2 separate regions of the Homo sapiens genome follow, and region 2 is linked to region 1. Evidence: chromatin loops called from intact Hi-C (ENCODE). Cell type or tissue: MCF 10A. All regions are shown on one strand. Each heading gives the region's core, and the rest is flanking DNA. Links, peaks and the distances in the headings are about the cores only. Region 1 has its middle 190 kb from the start of ARX. Region 2 has its middle 430 kb from the start of ARX.

Evidence for each region. Hi-C counts contacts between places; a loop is a spot of excess contacts. Peaks named below come from ENCODE experiments on the same cell type or tissue, not always from the same donor. Only the 100,000 strongest peaks of a DNase experiment are listed, where the experiment ranks them.
Region 2: a loop joins it to region 1, with 28 times the contacts of the local background. A loop is called at or near these places in 2 of 110 quality-filtered maps.

What each region holds. Positions count from the first base shown.
Region 1 is chrX:25,205,665-25,208,595 of GRCh38, reverse strand. No RefSeq gene overlaps it. Among named protein-coding and RNA genes, the nearest start is that of ARX, 190 kb to the right of the region's middle. In MCF 10A, for the core only: no CTCF peak of the experiment used is centred there; a DNase peak (open chromatin) is centred at 1,615.
Region 2 is chrX:25,441,159-25,444,089 of GRCh38, reverse strand. No RefSeq gene overlaps it. Among named protein-coding and RNA genes, the nearest start is that of ARX, 430 kb to the right of the region's middle. In MCF 10A, for the core only: no CTCF peak of the experiment used is centred there; no DNase peak of the experiment used is centred there.

The DNA of each region.
Region 1 (2,931 bases), core at 152-2,651:
AAAACACTCTTGTTGTATATCCTTGCTCCCCAAAATTCCAAGAAAGAGTTTCAAGGACTGTTGCTTATGATAGGAAAGCTGAATGAGTCCTGGACTCCTCATTGTAGCTTTATACACAGCAAGTCAGCTTGCATCTTTGTGATATATTTTGGGGTTTTGAAAATGATTTCAATGGGAAAAATGTTCCTCTGCAAAAAAAAAAAAAAAATTACAAAAAAAATAATAATAATAGGTTTGAAACCCACTTCTCTGGAGCACTCTCTTTTGGTGTGAGCCTCTGGGCGGCCTTTCATGCAGGTGGCACATGACATCACTCGGCCCCAGCTGTTCCTTATTAACTCAGCCTCTCAGTGAAAGATACAGCCTTTTACAATTTGACTTTTTTAAGGAGACAGCCCATTTTGCAAATCAACCAAACACATTAAGCACAGTTAGACCGCCACATTCCATAAATATAAATTTGACAGATAAATCCCGTGTTTTCACAGCCTCTGCTAAGACATGGATCAATCTGAAGTTCTGAAGGACACCAGGCTTGGCAAAAAAGCATCCCTGTTTTGTCACTCTAAAGGAAATGCAGCCAAGTCAACTGCACCCAGAGGGTCAAAGCTCAAAAATCATCCAGGAGCCTATAACCCTCACTGAGGCCTCTAAACCATTTCCCACATGAAAGGACTTTGCAAAAATGTTCTTTGCCTGCTCATAATGCCTAATTAGGCCCTGACCATGAGGCTAAGAGGTGGAGAAGAAAAGCCAGGACGCCTGCAGGCTGCCACTTGAGTTCACAGCAAAATGACAGGCAGCGTGCCTGATCCAAGGGGAAGAATCTGACAGTCACATTTCAGTCTTTCAGCCACATTTGTTTTTTACATGGGAAGGTTGTGGCATCAATAGTGTCATCTTCTAATAGAAAGGACAACTACATATAATGCATAATTGCCGGTCTGAATGACTTGTTATTTTGACTGCCTATTCTAAAATGTCTATAATTGCTTCCAATGAGACTTTGAATAAATGATAAGTCAGCACAGGCAATCACTGGTGGAGGCATAGCATGGCTATGGAAAACTTAATACAAATTATTTTGTCACGTGTCAATTTCCACCAATTCCTGATTATGATCACAAGGCATTTGTACCGCTTTGTTGGGTATTTCTTCCAACCGTGTCCCACTTAAGCAACAGAAGGTGTATCACATGTAGGTGTATAAAAGACATGGCAGTTTATTTTCAAGGGCAATGAGCAGAAGCTGGCTGAGCCTGATAAATTCGTTTTACACAATTTTAGCTTGTGCCAAATCCTGGCCCTTTTTGTAAAACAAAACAAAGTAAGGTAGAAGCACACCTCTCCAAGAGTTATTGCCATCTCTCCAAATGAACTTTTTCCCCCTCATATGCTTGTTTGCCAAGTCCTAAAATAACAAATCACTTCTTTAAAACAAAATTGTCTCCCTGGAATAATAGGCTTCAGTGTGAATTCTGATAGAGCAATAGCTCCTCTAAATGACAGCAAAGGCTTGCAGCAGGGATGCAAGGCACATCTATTTCAGGGCTTCCCATTAGAGAGAAAAGCAGTTCAGTAAGAAGTGAAGTCATTTCCTGACTCATTGGGATGCCATGTTTAAACCACAGTTTTCTGCCTGAGGATACAAAGGTTGGAAAAACGTGGCTGAGCCTAAAAGAGGTGAATCACCCCTTCAGGATTCAAATAACCAACTTTTTAAGGTCCTTCACCCATTACTAGAACATATTAGATAGGGAAAAGGCTTAGCAACAGCCTCCATCTATTCCTTCATAGTAAGAATAAGGTTCTCCATCCTATACCCTTTGTTAAAGTCAGTTTCATAAATGATCGGTTCGCATATGATTAAATGTTTAAGTGTAGGAGCAACAGAAACATGTCAATGTTTAGGCATTATAAACATCAGGAGGTGGAAGAAAAGATAAATACAAAGCTTATTTGATTTTTGTTTGTTTCTAAAATAAGTTAAAGGACCAAAAAAATTTTTTTGTGAAATACTTCTAAAGCCATCACATCATATACTTTAAATTGACATTATTTTATGTCAATTATACCTCAAAAAAACTGGAAAAACTAAAACTAAAATTGCTATTTTTAAAGGATGATACACAACAATTTATTAGGTTGGTGCAAAAAGTAAATTGCGGTTTTTGCCAATACTTTCAGTGGCAAAAACCGCAATTACTTTTGCACCAACCTAATAGTAAGGGTTCCAAGGATTTATTTTACTAGAAAAATTTTCAATGTTCAGTCTCATTAGTAACCAAAGATAATTTTTATAATTTACGATAACGATGAGATACCATTTTAACCTATCAAATTAGCAACAGTTGACAAAATTAGCGGGGAGGTGCATAATACTCAGAGCTGGTAAGGAACTACAAATTGTTTCAACTTTCCAGAAGGTAATTGGGTAATACATATCAAAAGCTTTAAAAATGTTCTCACTCTTTAACCCAGTAATTCAACTTCTAGGAATCTATCCTAAAGCAAAAATCTGATATGTGGCCAAAGATATATTCACAAAACTGTAATTACAGTCTTGTTTAGAGTGAAAATCTCAAAAAGCCACTTAAATGACGAACAATAGGAAAAAAGTATTATTGTGGAACACTACAATGGTGGAGCATCATACAACAAATTTAAACTATATTTAGAGGTTATCTTTAATAATAAGGAATCATACCAATGAAAAGAGCAGTGTGGAAAATTATATATATAGGAAGAAAAAATATGCAAAGGAATCCCTAATTCAGTATCACTCTGGTGGATGGGCAGAAGGATCTTCCCCATCTTAAATATATCTTGTCATTATCAATGTCATATTAATGTATTCACACAGTAAATCTTTGAAACCCTTGTGGTATTTCTTGATGAACCTGAATCTATAAGTATCAGCATAAATTTCTC
Region 2 (2,931 bases), core at 185-2,684, 240 kb before region 1:
TGTTTCAAAATCATACCAAGCAGCATATTTCCAACATTAGCATTAAGATACAAATGTAACTAAAAACAAAAAACAAAAATGAAAGGAAGCAAAAAAATTAACATAAAGCATTTTGCCCATATTTTAATAGCTATAAATGTTCAATAAACTCAAAAGGGGCCATACAAAGAAGCAAAATAGCCATAATGATATTTCACTCCCTTTTTAGTCTTTAATTTACTGGCAAAGTAACAGATATTGAGTAGTTAATGAAATTAACCAACATCCCAGAAAAAGAAACTCAAAGAATAATTATACATATAGCTATGCAATCCCACTTCCCAAATGCTCCAGGACATTCTAAAATTAAAATTCTCTATCATCAAACAGGCCAAAAGAGATAAGCGGTTCCAATTTTTACTTGGAATATACAGCATGCTGTGAGATTTAAAGAGATAGTGTTTGACAGTGTTTTAATTTTATGAGATGCTATACTAATGAAAATATAAAGTAAAAAATATATGTAAATGTATAATTCATGGTCTTACAGTTCTTTATTCTTAAATCAATTAAAATATTATATGTGTGTGTGTTTTGTTTGCGTTTTTGTTTTGCTATGTAGCATTAACCAGTTTTATAAAAGTTGTTCACCAAAAGAAATGCAATCATGTTAATAAAAATCTAGTTTGGATGTTTCCATTTTATCTCATTAAGCTAGTTTCAAGAGCTAAAGAAAGTGTCCCTATTTCTGTTTACTTTCTAATAATAATAAAGCTTATAAGCATTTTGATAAATTTTGATTAAAATATGTCTTGGTTTCAAGAAAAGTTAGAGTCACCATCTACATTCAGAATTCACAAAGGTTACGCAAAAGACTAAAGGAAAAATTTGCAGTAGTTTTGTACAAGAAACTGGAAACAGAAGAAACTAAACCACAACATACCATTCCCTCTTTAAAGGATTTTGCAAACGTGTAAAGTAGGTTTATTTATAAATGCTTGTAAAGTAGGTTTCGGAGCCAGAATGAGAAACAAGGACAATCAAGGGTTTGCAAATAATTCAGAAAAGCATGTAAGAAAGAAACTACAAGCATCTGTTCACCTTGCAGATCACTGTAGAAAGTAGGGATTTCAATGGGCTTGTAATTCTTGACAAGCATCAGTATAAATGTATACAAGAGGCAAGGCGATTTCATAGTTGTTATGTTCGGTTTTGTTTGTTTTGTTTTGTGTTTGGGGCAAGTATCATGTGTGGCATACTTTAATGCCAGATAAAGGTTTGTGCTATTAAAAGGTAATGAGTTTAAGTGCTCTTTAATACAGATGGAAATAACAGAACATAGAAACAAGGAGAGATGTACAGTGCTATTCACTTGCAAAATTCTTCGTGAACCTCCCTGCTTCTTCAGCAGAGGGCACTCTGCAATGAAAAGTGCTTGGAAGCCGAGGATGCTATCTTTGCAATGTAATATCCAAGAATACAGTCACAATGTAACATCGAGAATACAGCAAAAGAACTGCCTTCCCACTTTAACTTGTCTATCTATGGGAAACTCGAACGGTCATGCTATGGTGCTTAGATAGGGGTGAATACACACCTATTCATGATTAGTTTGTAGCTCACTCTCCACCTCAGTGTTATCCAAACTACCCAAGCTGCCTTCTTCCTTCTTGGTCTATCATGAGGATCTATATGTAGCAAAGCGATCAATCCTATGAATGCTGAGAAATCACTACAAATTGCTGAAAATATCAATGTTCTGGCATGAAAACCCCTTATTTAAAAATTGACAGTTTCAAATGGAAAACACTATAGAATTAAACCTTCCTTTCTGCTCCAAAACAATACTGAAGGTAGAATACCCCTTCCTTCTACTTTCCCAGCCCCATTGCATGATTATAGTTATCATGGTCCAGGAGCCTCAGTTGTCTAAACAGTTGGGACCATAGAGAATGCTGTAGAAATGAAAGCATATTTAACAGAATAGACTTTAACCAGGGCTCAGGTTCTGCCACTTATTTAGCTTGCAATTCCTTGGTTCCTTATTGCCAAATTAGTACATAGCAGATATGAGAAACTAAATGAGATGATGTATGTCAAGCGTTCAGTGTTTGGTGTAGCAAGCACTCTGGACATTTCAGCTCTTGTCATCATTAATAAAAATGGTATTTCTCTGTCAATGACATATGCTTCTCATCATTTCATTACTTTCCACTCTTAGAATATATTCACTTTGTCAATTGTACTTCAATAAAGCTGAAAAATGAATATATTCACTTGTTTTGATTTTTTAGAATCATAAAAGTAATATAGTTATATCAACAATTTAACAGTAAGGGGTCTAAATAAGGATTAAAAGTCCCACCCCCTCCTCCCCTCTATTCCTACTTTATTGAGATAATATTGCTAAAATATGGCACTGAAAATTTAGAGCTTATCCTCCCATAAATATACGTGTGTATATTAATATACATATATACACATATGTGTATGTGTATCATATATGTATGTGTACATATGTAACAATAATATATATCTTTTCTTTAACTTGTTCTTTTCCCTTAAAAACTTATTTCAGACATCTTTCATGTCAGTACATATAGCACCATCTTGTTATTTTTAACAGGTGTATGGTATTCCATCCCCTGGCTGGACCATGATTTGTTTAACCAGTCCTCCATTGAGAAATATTCAGGTTATTTCTATGTTTGTATTGTAAATAATTTTGCAAAGAGCATTCTTTCACATAAAGCTTTGCATATATGTGTATATATATCCATAGAACTAATTCTTAGCAATGAAATTGCTAGGTCAAAAGTCATGTCATTTTTAAAGATTTTTGACATATAAGTTTTGCCAAATTGGCCTACAAACAGGATTTATCAGCTTACATACCTACTGACCACTTATAAGAATAATTACATATTCACTTTGCTAGCACTCTTTGTTATT